4 separate regions of the Homo sapiens genome follow, and regions 2, 3 and 4 are each linked to region 1. Evidence: chromatin contacts called from ENCODE Hi-C data. All regions are on one chromosome and are shown on one strand. Each heading gives the region's core, a stretch centred on a gene start or an enhancer-like site at or near the end of the contact. The rest is flanking DNA. Distances are from core to core; before and after follow the strand shown. Region 1 holds the start of ZNF222 (zinc finger protein 222). Region 2 holds the start of ZNF527 (zinc finger protein 527). Region 3 holds the start of ZNF569 (zinc finger protein 569). Region 4 holds the start of ZNF540 (zinc finger protein 540).

Region 1 (3,423 bases), core at 580-3,079:
TAGTGACCGAACTGTTTTATTCCTGGAAGGCGAATATAATTATGGTTCAACATACAAATATCAATGTAATACTCCACATGAGCAGAGTGGAAGGTATAAATCACATCATGTCAGTGAATGCAGAACATTCAGTTTCACAAAATTCAGCACCTAGCACCTTTTCATGATTGAAATACCAAATAACTAGAAGGAGAATAAACTACCCCAGCAAAATAAAGGCTATATATGGAAATTCTCAGAGCTGATTGTCATACTCAATGGTGAAGGACTGAAAGCTTTTCTTCTAATATCAGGAACACAATGAGTTTTCTCCACTTTTCCCACATTTAGTCAATGTAGTATTGGAAGTTCTATGCAGAACAATTAGATAGAAAAAGAAAATAAAGCTATTAAAATTGGAAACAGAGGTAAAATTGTCTATATGCTAATGACATGTTCTTATATATAAAAATTCTAAAGAATTCACAAGAAAAAAAAACTCTTAGAGCTAGTAAAGTCAGAAAGTTGCAGGAAAAATATCTACATAGAAGAAGCAGTTGTATTTCTATACAAAAACAATTAATCTGAAAAGGAAAATAGTTCCCTTTGCAATAGCATTAAATAAATAAATTACTTAGGAACTGTCTTAACCAATGACAAGAAACACTTGGACACTGAATTTTGCAACATCTTACTAAAGAAAATTAAAGAAGGCACCCCAGGCATGGTGGCTTATGCCTGTAATCCCAGCACTTTGTGAGGCCCAGGCAGGCGAATAACTTGAGGCCAGGAGTTCGAGATCAGCCTGGCCAACCTGGTGAAACCCCTGTCTTCACTAAAAATACAAAAATTGGCCAGGTATGGTGGTACGTGCCTGTAATCCCAGCTACTTGGGAGGCTGAGGCAGGAGAATCGCTTGAACTCAGGAGGCGGAGGTTGCAGTGAGCCAAGATTGTGCCACTGCACTCCAGCTTGGGCGACAGAGTGAGACTCTGTCTCAAAAAAAAAAAAAAAAAAATTAAAGAAGGCGCAAATAAATGGAGATATATCCATTATTAATGGATTGGGCGACTTGATATTGCAAGGCTGTCAATACCTATATCTATAGATTCAATGCAATCCTTAATCACAGTAACATTTTTCTCAGAAATGAAAAAATCCACCTGAGATTCATGTGAAATATCAAGGGACACTCTCTCCCATGGTCATATTTTAGACCTCGTCATTTTCTAGCAAATATTCCTCCATAATAATTTGCAGCACTACTCTCCAACAACTTTGACTTGTATTTCCACCTTGGTCCCACCAGCATGCTAGCATCAGTAATATTAGAACCTCGCCAATACCTACAGTCCACTGAGACGATCACCTTTTTACTCTTTCAACTCCTCGTGTACTCACAGCCTGCCAAGCACATTTCTTGTCAGGAGAGGACAGCTCACTTCTCCTAATGTCTCACTTCCCAAAATTGTGTCCCATGAAAATTTCTAGCTAGATGAAGGCAGAGAAAGAAAATATTTGATTTCTTAGGCTTTATGGAAGCGATAGGAATGGCAATAGTGGTTTGGAATGGAGACTGCACGCACCAGTCAACAGGGTGTGTCCCGAATAAGCAGTGGGTAAAGGACATTTACTGAAATGCTATCTCCAACTCCACTTCAGGAAAGCTTGCTGCAGAGTTAGAGTGATATAGTCCAAATGCTCTGTTTGAGTCGCGGGCCCTTTGTCTCACACGGGCGAGTCCGGGGAATTCTGGGAAGTGGAGTCCACACGCTCTGTGGAGGCTCGAGCACTTCCGGTCCCCAACTGTGACGTTGCTATTTCATTTACCACAGTAGTTTGAGTCATTTCCACATCTTGCGAGTCCTTCCGAACGAGTCTCCTTTCCTTGGGGCTCGCAACCACCCAATGATCGATTCAGGAGAAAAGAAGCCTGGGCGGAGAGCAGAGGTTTGGAGGGGCGCGGGCGGGGATTGCCGTTCCAGTCAGCTGAGCCTTCTGGCGTCGGGGGGCTCTGCTAGGGTCTCAGGGAGTGGGATTGGCGCGGCCCGGTGTGCCCTACTTTGACCTCGCTTAGTCCGCCTCCCTCCTCCCTACGTGTGCAGCCCCTTTCAGTGTGGTGTGGAGTGTCACTTAATGTCCGTTTATCTTCCATTGCTGGTTCGTTTGTTTGTTTGTTTTGTAACGGGACTTTTCGGACCATCCTAATGGATTCATTTTGGGACCTGAAAGAGGTAACACAAATGAGAGCCTTAAAAGCAGTCCCTGTCACTCGGTGTCTGGTGGTCTCTTGTTAATTTCCCACGAAGCCTGTCAGGTCCTCTGGTGGGGTCAGAGCTCCAGCTGCAGGGGCGCCGGCCCTTCTGCCTGATCCCTGCAGGACGCTGGATGATCCCTGACGCCTTCTGACCTCTTTTTAGGAAAGTGAGGGGAGCATTTAACTTTTATGGGGGACGGCAAAACGGTCAGGGTGTTTCACAGCTTTCTTTTTCCCCAGCCCGACCTTTCTAAAAGAGCTGCAGGAAGGGACTTCTTGGCTACTGATGGCAAAGCTCTACGTGAGTGATCCTTGGCTTTTTTTCTTTGACAGAGATGCTTACCTCAACCGAGAGTGTGTAGGATTTGTCCCTCGGGCATGGGTGTCGATAATGATTAAGCCTTAATTGGTAACTTTATTCCAAGTACTTTATACCCCAAAATACATGATCTTCACAGTGGCACTGTGGAGAGGTGCTGCTTTTTTCATTTTAAAGATGGGCGTGAGACACAGGTGGAGCAGGAGTTGAAACCTAGGCAGTCCAGGTTAGAGCCTGAGTTGATCATCTCTTGAATGCAATTCTCATTGAGGCAGAGGTACTAGCTGGGAACAGGTGGAGAACGTAAGTTAGGACTTGATTGAAGGCACCTTGAGGCAAGGCTCAGGGGCTTGGACTTCTATAGGAGTTTTTGTTTGTTTGCTTTTTGCTTTTTAATTTTTTTAACCTTATCTACTATTTTCTTTCTCTCTCTCTCTCTATATATATATATATTTTTTTTTTTACAGAGTTTCGCTCTTGTTGCTTAGGCTGGAGTGCAGTGGTGCAATCTTGGCTCACTGTAACCTCCGCCTCTCGGGTTCAAGTGATTCTCCTGCCTCAGTCTCATTTTCGTCAAAGGGCCCGCGACTCAAACAGAGCATTTGGACTATATCACTCTAACTCTGCAGCAAGCTTTCCTGAAGTGGAGTTAGAGATAGCATCTCAGTAAATGTCCTTTACCCACTATTTATTCAGGACACACCCTGTTGACTGGTGTGTGCAGTCTCCATTCCAAACCCCTATTGCCTAATCAGTCATTGTCAGGACACAAACAGAATAAGTAGGAAATCTATAAGCTGACCTATGTCTCTCAAGATCCAAAACAACTTTACACTTGTCCCTTGTGCCAGTGCAATGCTGCTGTCTC
Region 2 (3,423 bases), core at 668-3,167, 6.7 Mb before region 1:
CAGAATGAAGACATTGTGTGAGGACCTGAGCTGCTGCAGCTACCTTGCAACCACATAAAGCAACACTGCCAATACATTGAGGACTGCAGAGCAGGAGGAAGGATTCTTGCTACAATTGGTCACCTGCTAAGCCAACTGAACTTCTTGCTAAGTGGGGAAATAAATATCTTTACTGTATAAGCTACTTTCAGTTGAGCATATAACTGTATAACTTCCTATTAAAAGCATCTTAATTGAAATTCCCAAATTCGTATCTCTAGTACCAACATTTCACTGAGCTCCACACACATATATCTAAATGCCTACTTGATATCACTCTTTTGAAATCCAACAAGCATCTGCGACTTAACATGATACCTCACCACCCACCCCATCCTAGATAACTGCCACATACTCATTTTCCCCTATCTTAGTAAATAACACTACCATTTTTCCAGGGGCTCAAGACATTTAGGCATTATATTGAACTTCTCTCTTTCCCTATATTCACAACCAAGCATCAGCAACTTCTGTTAGTTCTACACTCAAACTGTATCCCAATCTGACAATTTCTCATTGCCTCTTCCAGTGATGACCCTAATTCAAACCACCATCATCATAAGACCATTGGTCTCCAAAATAGTTTATACATAAATGAGCCTGTCATTGACATGTAGAGACCTGGGTCAACAGTACAGATGGAGGTCCCCAGCCAGTCCCCTTCTGTTCCCACTGCCATCCTTGTCCCACATCGTAAGAGGTCTTCTATTCCCACATGTGGACACTCCAGCTTGCATATCTAAGCTCTGTCTAGCCTTACCAAATTGCTCTCATTTGGCCACATTTTGTGGATAGGCAGCACATTCCACCTTTGGAAGACAGATCAAGGGAAGGGTCTTTGGACACAGAGGAGATACAGGCTCTGGAAGCAGGCTGGAGTCCATTTGAACAGGAAATCCTGGGGATTTGGATACCCAGAGCATGGTCTGAAAGAAGGTTGTGAGATCTTTGCAGGCATGTTTCTGCCTATGGACTTTCACCAGGAAGGAAACTGCTTGACTAGAGGAGGGCCAAAGTGTGGCCTTTTGTATGTTTAATAATATTAAAATGTTAAATATATTATTTTGACCAATTGAGAAATAATAATAATAATAAAATAGGCCGGGTGCGATGGCTCATGCCTGTAACCCCAGCACTTGGGGAGGCCGAGGCAGGTGGATCACAAGTTCAGGAGATGAAGACCATCCTGGCCAACATGGTGAAACCCCATCCCTACTAAAAATACAAAAATTAGCTGGGCGTGGTGGCAGGTGCCTGTAATCCCAGCTCCTCAGGAGGCTGAGGCAAGAGAATCGCTTGAACCCGGGAGGCGGAGGTTGCAGTGAGCGCCGAGATTGCCTCAATAAAAGATACCACAGACCCCGCCCATGGCAGGAGATGGGGGTGAAGGAACAGTAAGACCAGGAGACAGTCAGATACACATCGGATCAGTGGTATCCTCACAGTAACAGAAACGGTCACCCCCAATGTCAGCCACAGTCTCTTTCATCCACAATCACTTTCACATTCAGCTACCCACAATCACGGGACGTGATTTAAAATACAGAAGCTCCCTGCACTGACAAAATCCGCCGCTCCTTTCGTCGGCAAGCATAAAGGTGTGCAGCAACAGTCACACACGAACCACCACACCCAAGCATTCAACCAGTCAGCCCCGCGCGCAGCCTGGCCGCTTTCCCCAACACAGCAGCTCAAGGTCACTGGAGAGCCTACGACCGCACACAGCCCTCTCCGGTACCTGCCCCCGTGGCGCAGGCGCGCAGTGGAGGGGGCCGCGGGGTTCTCTGGGAGATGTAGTTCAACGATGACGGCCGTGGCGCAAAGCGTTCTGGGGCTCGTGGTTCGCGGGGTCCATGGGGAACGCGGTGTCGCTGGTTCAGATCTCGCAGAGCTCAGAGTCCTGCATGCCTCAGTCCTCGCCTCGCTCCTCCTCGCGGAGGATTCTGGGAGGTGACGTCGCGGGTCTCGGTCGCGGGGCCCGTTTGCAGAGCCCGCGGCGCCGGGAGGTGAGTGGGGCCGGGCCCCGGGCGGGAGCGGGAAGTCAAGGGCGGGCTCCGGGTGGCCCGGCCGCGCCAGGGATGGGAACCCGGCAGGAGTCGCTGGGGAGGCCGTGTGTGTTTCACTGTATTACCAACTATGTGACAGGCTGCGGGTGTGACAGAATGTGATCTTGTGTCACTGTGTGTGTGTGTTTGTGCGCGTGCGCCCGCTTGTGTGTGACTGTAACCATCTGTGTCTGGGGGTGAAACTGTGAATATGTGTGTTTGTGTGTGACTGTCTCTGCAGGTGTAGCTGTGTATGTGTTTATGAGAGACTGGGGTGTGACATTGTGTGTTTGTGTAAATGCATGTGTGTGGTTATGTGACCACCTGTTTCTGCGGATACAATTGCGTTTGAATGTGTGTGACAGCAAGTGTGATTGTGCGACTATGACCATCTGTCTCCGCAGGTATAGTTTTGTATCAGTAATTGTGACAAGATGTGTGACTTCTGTGGTATGCTACTTTGTGTGTGATTGTGTGTGATTGTTTATCTCTGTTGGTGTAGTTGTATGTTACCATCTATCTTTGTGCTTATGTGGCTGTGTATTGTGTGAGATTATGGGTGTGTTTGTGTGACTCTATACATTTGTGATTGGGTGAGAATTTGTGTGTATATATGAGATTGTGGGATTGATGTATGAAGCACAGAAATATTAGAATTACCCAAGTTCACACAGTTAACAAGTGACAGCACCAGAACTCAAACCCAAGCAGTTTAGCTCTAGAGGTCTCGCTTTTTTTTTTTTTTTTCTCTTGAGATGGAGTCTCACTCTATTGCCCAGGCTGGAGTGCAATGATGCGATCTCGGCTCACTGCAACCTCCGCCTCCCAGGTTCAAGTGATTCTCCTGCCTCAGCCTCCCAAGTAGCTGGGATTACAGGCGCGCACCACCACGCCCAGCTAGTTTTTGTATTTTTAGTAGAGACGAGGTTTCACCATGTTTGGCCAGGCTGGTCTCCAACTCCTGACCTCATGATCCGCCCACCAGAGCCTCCCACAGTGCTGGGATTACAGGCGTGAGGCGCTGCGCCCTGCTGCAGTTTTTATGGACAATTTCAAGCTGCACTACACTAAGGAAATAACTGCTAGGGACTGAGTTGCCTAGTGCAAAGTAGTCCAGAATTAGGGGGTGAAATTAGGGGGTGATGTATACTGAATTCTAGGTCAACCACAGTTGTCCCTTTCTTTTCTTTTCTTTTCTTTTCTTTTTTTTTTTTTTTTTTTTTTTGAGACAGAGTCTTGCTCTGTCCTGTAGGCTAGAGTGCAGTGGTGCAATCTCGGCTCACAGCACCCTCTACCTCCTGGGTTCAATCAAGCCTCCCACCTCAGCCTCCCAAGTAGC
Region 3 (3,423 bases), core at 462-2,961, 6.6 Mb before region 1:
GAACCTTTAATAAAAGCATACATTTTAACCTATCAATTCTACTTTTAGGAGTCTGCTCCCCCTCCAAAAAAATTTAGAAAAGTATATTTAAACACGTGCCAAATAGTTGCTGATAAACACAGTTTATAATTTCAAGAAGCTACAGAGAACTAAATCACCCATCAACAGGGGTAAACGTATACCATGAAATACTTTAAAATGAATGCATAATTTGTGATTGTTTAAATGGAAAGATACTAATCATACATTGTTAAACAAGAAAGGTTGGTTACAGAGCTGTATGTATAGTGTTACTGCAATTTTGAAGCCATTATGCACACATATAGAACATATGAATGTATACGTATGTATACACAAAGGCGGGGGTGAAAAGATGGAAAGTAAATTTTGACAGTAGTTGCATGGCCTGTAGAACTATGAATGATTTTTGTTCTTCGAGCTTTTCTGTATTTTTCTCCACCCCACTCCACTCCCCAAATGGGGTGGAGTAGGGAAGGAGGAGAATGAGTTTAGTAAGTACACAAAACAACGTAGCTAATACACGAAAATAAAATTAAAAATAAATAAATATTAAAGTGTTGGGGATATCGATGTTTCATATAAAAACATATTTCCGGCCGGGCGCGGTGGCTTACGACTGTAATCTCAGCACTTTGGGAGAACGAGGCGGGTGGATCACCTGCGGTCAGTTGTTCGAGACCAGCCTGACCCACATGGAGAAACCCCGTCTCTACTAAAAATACAAAATTAGCCAGGCGTGGTGGTGCGCCTGTAATCCCAGCTACTCGGGAGGCTGAGGGAGGAGAATTGCTTCTTCCCAGGAGGCGGAGGTTGCGGTGAGCCAAGATCGCGCCATTGCCCTCCAGCAGCCTGGGCAACGAGAGCGAAACTCCATCTCAAAAACAAAAACAAAAAAACAACGTATTTCCAATGACCAAAGCTAAAGACATGCAGCGCTGGCACAAACGCCAAGTCTCACACATCTACACCCACAAGCACACCCTACCTTGTATCCACAGTTTTTCATTCATTCAAGATCCCACTGTCATGCACGTTTGCACGCAGGTTCATACTGAAAGATAAAAGGGAAAGCGCCTCCACGAAATCCGCTTACGGACACGATCCCGGGGCCACACTCAGCCAGACGAATGTCTGGCAAATGACAGTCACTTCACGCCAGACTCTCACAGTCCTTCACACGCCACTCCCACTGCCTCAGGGAACCACAAGCACAGGCATCGCCCCGCCCGGCGTCCTCCTCCAAAGATTGGGGCACCAGGACCGCGGGCCCCCACTCCCACCCAGCACAAAGAGTCCGGCGCTCAGAGCTAGCGGTTTCCCGAGGACTCACCACCAAGCCCGCGGACACAGGCCCCGATTCCACACTTAACGCTGCCAAAGTGGCAGAGCCGGCGCGGGCTGGGACAGAGGCGGCACTGAGGCCGGCGCTGTCGGTGGCTGAGAGCGCCACAAGTCTCGGTCCGTTACACCAGGGGCGACGCTTCCCAGAGGCCCCCGCGGCTCACCCGGGCGGGACTGGCTTCACTGTTTGCGCGTCCTGAGAAGCAGACCACGGTGTTCCAGGGCTCACAGCTCCGCGCAGGGGAGCTCAGCCTAGGTTTTGCACGAGCGGCCTCCCGCGAGCCCAGCTCTGAGAGATTGGGAGCGCAACTTGGTGCTGAGAAGAATCGAATCGTTCCGCTGCTTCCTGCGCCGAACTACATTTCCCAGAGGCCTTCGCGGCCCTACTTCCCCGACCCCACCTGCAAAAAGGCACTTCCTTCTTACAGTCGGCTGGAGCTGCAGGTTCGCAAGGTCCGTGAAGGAAGCCCGGCTCAGTGTGTTTAGTTCCGTCTTTTTGGGTCTCTACCTGAGGCTAGAATACAGCGGGGTGAAGGTGGTGAGAGCTCCAGGGCCAGTGAAGGCCGGGTCAGCTGGAGCCTTAAGGTCCTGACAGCGGCTAGAAGAGGGAGGAGTGACGTAGTGTGACTGTATGTGTGAAACTTCGGCCATGGAATTTGGAGTGGGGTTTCCAGGGCGAGAGACCCTGTCCAGTGACATCTGAGGTCGTGCGAATATGCGACCTTTTGTGTGACCATGGTCGCGTTTTATATTCTCGTGGCTGTTTGATTCTGACCTTGCAGTTTTGTCAGAGACAATGTGCATGTATTTGTTCTTTCTGGACTTCTCGATTGTGAGTGTGACAGTGTTATTGGATTTCATGACCCGGGATCGTGAGCGAAAAGTAGTGTGGCCAGACCGCCTGACTTCTAAACAGACTTGGCCTTACTAGCTGTGTCATCTCAGACTAGGTACTTAACTTCTCTATGCCTTTCGTGTTTTTTTTTTTTTGTTTGTTTTGTTTTTTTTGAGGCAGAGCCTCACTTTGTTGCCCAGGCTGGAGAGTGCAGCGGCGCGATGTTGGCTCACTGCAGCCTCGAACTCCCGGGCTCAAGCGATTCTCTGCCTCGGCCTTCCGAGTAACTGGGACCACAATCAAGGGACACTCCGCCCGGCTGATTTTTGTTTGTTTGTTAGTAGAGATAAGGTCTCGCTATGTTGCCCAGGCTGCTCTCGAACTCCTGAGCTCAAGCGATCCTCCCGCCTGGGCCTCAAAAAGTGCTAGGATTACAGGCATGAGCCGCACGGGGCCGGTCTTAATACCTTTAATAAAGAGATAATAGGCCGGACGCGGTGGCTCACGCCTGTGATCCCAGCACTTTGGGTGGGCAAAGCGCACGGATCATTTGAGGTCACGAGGTTTTTGTTTGTTTGTTTTTTAAGACGGAGTCTTGCTCTGTCGCTCAGGCTGGAGTGCAGTGGCGCGATCTCGGCTCACTGCAACCTCCGCCTCCTTTCGCCTCCCAGGTTCAGGCAATTTTTCTGCCTCAGCCTCCTGAGTAGCTGGGACTTAAGGCGCGTGCCACCACGCCCGGCTAATTTTTTTGTATTTTTAGTAGAGACGGGGTTTCACCATGTTGGTCAGGCTGGTCTCGAACTCCTGACCTCGTGATCTGCCCACCTTGGCCTTCCAAAGTGCTGGGATTACAGGCGTGAGCCACCGTGCCAGGCTGAGGGTAGCGGGTGGGAGACTGCCAGGAGTGTAGTGCGCTTGCGCAGTTTACCACCCTGCATCCCCCCCACCCCGCTCCCCTCCCAATTTTTTTCGGGTATCCAGCACAATTCTAGGAATTCGCCTCCCACCCATTTTGAGTAGACGCGCCACTAGCGCGTTCCCACGCACAAACCTTTTCCCTGCGGCCAACCTGCGATTCTCAACTCCCCGCCCTGGTTGCTAAGGGAGGCGCGCAGAGCGCTTGTGCCTGCGCACTTCCACACCAGCCCGTGTAGTGTGACGCTGGGCCCCGTCCCTGTGACCGGGCCAGGCTCGGAGCTGCAGGGAATCCGGACTTTCGGGCTCTC
Region 4 (3,423 bases), core at 608-3,107, 6.4 Mb before region 1:
AAATAATTGGGAAAATCTGAATATGGGGGTATACAAGATTATGAAATAACCACCACGCTGTTACACCAACATAAGAAACAAATTTATTGTTTTAAACTTATTGTTAGTTTTTTTTTTTATGTTGGTATAACAGCATCATGGTTATTTTAAAATATAATGTCCTTTTTGGTAATATATGCTTATAAGAGGATAAAATACAATTTTGAAATACTATAGGAAAAAACGGGGAAGGATTGATACAAAGGTATTTACAAATGTTTTTAATTACAGCTAGGTGTTGAACATGTTGGGGTTCGTATTATTCTTTAGCCTGCTTGAAAACATCCACAATAAAGTTAAAATTTTAAAACTCTTCAAATTTCCCCCAGAAAGTACAGTTATTTTTCATCAAAACCTTAGACCAGGCCAGGCGCGGTGGCTCACGCCTGTAATCCCAGCACTCTGGGAGGCCCAGGCGGGTGGATCACGAGGTCAGGAGATCGAGACCATCCTGGCTAACACGGTGAAACCTCGTCTCTACTAAAAACACAAAAAATTAGCCGGGCATGGTGGCGGGCGCCTGTAGTCCCAGCTACTCGGGAGGCTTAGGCAGGAGAATGGCGTGAACCCGGAAGGCGGAGCTTGCAGTGAGCCGAGACCGCACCACCGCACTCCAGCCAGGGCGACACAGCGAGAATCCGTCTCAAAAAGCAAACAAACAAACAAAAAAATCTTAGACCAGAAAGGACTGCTGTATCATTGGGTGGAAAGGAGAGGTGTAGTGTGGCTGGGGAGTAGAGCTAAACTGATGATCCCATCCCCGCAGCATCATTTATGGGGTGCCTAAGGACCAGTCACTAGCATGGCTGGTTCTTCCTTAGGAAGATGTTGCTGGAGGTAGAAAACGTTTCGGAAAGGAAGAAATTTGAGGTTAGAAAGAAAACAGGAACTTCACACAAGACTTTCAGAAGTGCGATATTCTTTTCCTCTGGGTGCCTCTCTTGGAAAACGCAGAACCGAGAAAAGAAATAAGCATCATAGAACATCAGAGCTCTCGGAGCAGACGAAACAATTTAGGATAACACCAACCTCTAGAAAGGGATTAGTCTTCCCCACAGGGCTGTCAAGCTAGAATAGGACATCTTTAACAGTGGTCTTCTTCCTAAGACACTTCCAGGGGTAAAGCCTCACCATCAGGGAAACTTCAAAAAGAGCCTCTTACTCTGCAAAGAAACTGCAGCAGCTGTAACCGCACGATTCTCAGCTGGCTTAATGATGTCCGTGTCACACGAGGAGTACTGCGGCCCGGGAGGGGCCAAGCGCTAGGAGCATTAACAGGCGGCAGGTGAGCCCACCCCGCGGCCGCACAAGCGCACACGCACACGTCCAGGGCGGAGGAACACTACTAGTAACACCCGCCTCCTTCTAGCCTCCCTATCCCAAAGTTATGGTGCCGATTTTGTCCGCGGCAGGGGCTCCAGGGGCACACTCATAAATTCGGTGCGGAGGAACACAACTAGCAGCACCACACCCCCGCCACTGCCAGAACCAAAGTGACGGTGCCGACACCCCTCCGCAAGCGCAAGGCCGACTTCCATAAGTAATTAGCCAGAGCACCGTCCCGTTCCTGTCAGCACCGAGCCCCAGCCAGGACACCGGTATTCCCAGCACCATACAAGAACTACTTTTTCGATGAAGCAACCCAAAAGCTGCGAGCGGTTCCCGGTGAGGCCGCCCACTCACCTGGCCGGCGCAGACAAGCTCCGTGCGTCAAGACATAACAGCGTAAGTGTACGACGTTGCGCAGCGACGCGGGGGCCTTCGGGAAATGTAGTCTACAACTGGAAACCGGCCGGATCGTGTCTGCGCAGGCCCAGCAGCTAAGATCGGGTCCGGCGCTCCAGAACAGAACGATCCCTGAGGCTCCCTTGCTCGAACTGTGGGACTTACCCTACTATGGTCCGAGCCTACCCTATTTCATTATACTCAAGTAACGCCCCAGAAATTCCAGAGAATCTCACACAAAGAGGTTGAGTCTTGCCGTGGTGCCTTCAGGGGAATGTCATCCCGGGCTAGAAGAGCTGCAAAAGGCTGTCAGGTAAGGTCTGGATTTCTCTCTGACAGCTCTGGCCGTGACGCAGTGGCCACGATACCGGGTTGCTGCTCAACGGGGTTCGGAAGTGTGACGCATTCTTTGCGGCCATGTGTGTGTGTGTGCGTGTGTGTGTGGGTCTGTGCGCGCGCGTGTCCGAGTGTCCTCTGTGGGTGCAGAGTGGGTAGTGGCCATGCCTGTGTGATGTGCGTCAGATTATGCTTGAGGCTATTAGTGGCGCATTTAGTATTGTGTGCGGAAGGGTCTTGGGAATGGTTTGATTATAGCTTTGAGGGTGACTGATGTCTGTTTAATCAGATTCAGCCTGCGACTGAGTATCTTATAACCTGTAAGAAATTGATTTTTCTTTGCATGGTCATGAATTTAAAATAGATTCCCATGAAATTATATAAATGTAGTGAATGATTCATTGAGAGTTCGCCTGTGGCAGTGAATGTGGGGAAAGAAGTGTGTGAGCATAATATGGTGAGAATGAGCACGATTGTGTGCAGCGCTGTATTATAGTGATATCTCCTGGCTTCAGTTTTCTCACCTGTAAAGTGAGGGTGTCAGTCGTGTAACGCTTTGGAACAATGCTTTTTAATAGGAATTTCTGCAAAACTGAGTTCCATTTTTTATATCTGTGCTCTCCAATATAGTAGCCACTAGCTACATATGGCTATTGAGAAATTGAAATGTGGCTGGTTTGACTGAGGAACGAATTTTTTAAATTGTGTTCAATTTTAATAAATCTAAATGTAAACAGCTATATATGGCTAATAGTCTTCCTATTGAACAGTACAACCTGGAGCATTAATTTGCCTTCAAGATTTGAAGGGGGTAAAAACTTAATTCATCTAGCAAATATTTGAAAATGAAATTCTTAAAACTTCCTTAAATTTTTTTTTAAATTTGAGATGATTGTAGATTCATATGAGGTTGTAAGAAATAATAGAGACATTGTGTGTTATCTTCAACTTAGTCTTCTCCAATGACAACATCTTGCAGGACTGTAGTATAATATGACAACCAGGATGTTGACATTGATAGTCAAGATAGATCATTTCCATCACCTCGAGGATCTGTTGTGTTGCCCTTTTATAGACAAATGCACTTTCTTCCCTCTTGTTTGAAGATATTCGCGTCAACATTAATGATAATGTAGGCATACCTCATTTTATTGTGCATCATTTTATTGCACTTTGCAGATACTGTATTTGTTTGTTTTAAAGAGACAGGCTCTCACTGTCTCACCCAGGCTGGAGTGCAGTGGTGCAGTTATAGCTCACTGCAGTCTCGAACTCCTGGGTTCAAGGGATCCTCCAGCTGGCCCACAAAGCCTGAAATATTTA

The links. A loop is a pair of places that touch in the nucleus more often than their neighbours do. Pooled maps may share reads with other maps.
Region 2: a loop to region 1 is called in a pooled map, with 14 times the contacts of the local background. The contact joins the promoter of ZNF527 here to the promoter of ZNF222 in region 1. A Hi-C loop is called at or near these places in 3 of 50 pooled maps.
Region 3: a loop to region 1 is called in a pooled map, with 6 times the contacts of the local background. The contact joins the promoter of ZNF569 here to the promoter of ZNF222 in region 1. A Hi-C loop is called at or near these places in 2 of 50 pooled maps.
Region 4: a pooled map shows a loop between it and region 1 (14-fold over the local background). The contact joins the promoter of ZNF540 here to the promoter of ZNF222 in region 1. A Hi-C loop is called at or near these places in 2 of 50 pooled maps.

The regions. Positions count from the first base shown.
Region 1 is chr19:44,023,550-44,026,972 of GRCh38, forward strand. It overlaps ZNF222 (zinc finger protein 222), which reads left to right and starts at 1,830. Exons shown (of 4, transcript NM_001129996.2): 1 at 1,830-1,929. The coding sequence starts at 1,888. ZNF222-DT (ZNF222 divergent transcript) reads right to left here and starts at 1,733. Exons shown (of 3, transcript NR_184028.1): 1 at 1,566-1,733; 2 at 1,349-1,470; 3 at 1-350. RefSeq lists enhancers at 1,796-1,845, 2,076-2,125.
Region 2 is chr19:37,369,182-37,372,604 of GRCh38, forward strand. It overlaps ZNF527 (zinc finger protein 527), which reads left to right and starts at 1,918. Exons shown (of 5, transcript NM_032453.2): 1 at 1,918-2,045. RefSeq lists enhancers at 1,288-1,427, 1,448-1,497, 1,668-1,977 and a silencer at 2,008-2,317.
Region 3 is chr19:37,465,733-37,469,155 of GRCh38, forward strand. It overlaps ZNF569 (zinc finger protein 569), which reads right to left and starts at 1,712. Exons shown (of 6, transcript NM_152484.3): 1 at 1,352-1,712. It also overlaps a transcript of ZNF570 not described here. RefSeq lists enhancers at 1,533-1,582, 3,299-3,423.
Region 4 is chr19:37,593,019-37,596,441 of GRCh38, forward strand. It overlaps ZNF540 (zinc finger protein 540), which reads left to right and starts at 1,858. Exons shown (of 5, transcript NM_001172225.3): 1 at 1,858-2,077. ZNF571 (zinc finger protein 571) reads right to left here and starts at 1,774. Exons shown (of 4, transcript NM_016536.5): 1 at 1,723-1,774. RefSeq lists enhancers at 735-1,416, 1,216-1,345, 1,416-1,465, 1,417-2,099, 1,696-1,895 and 2 more.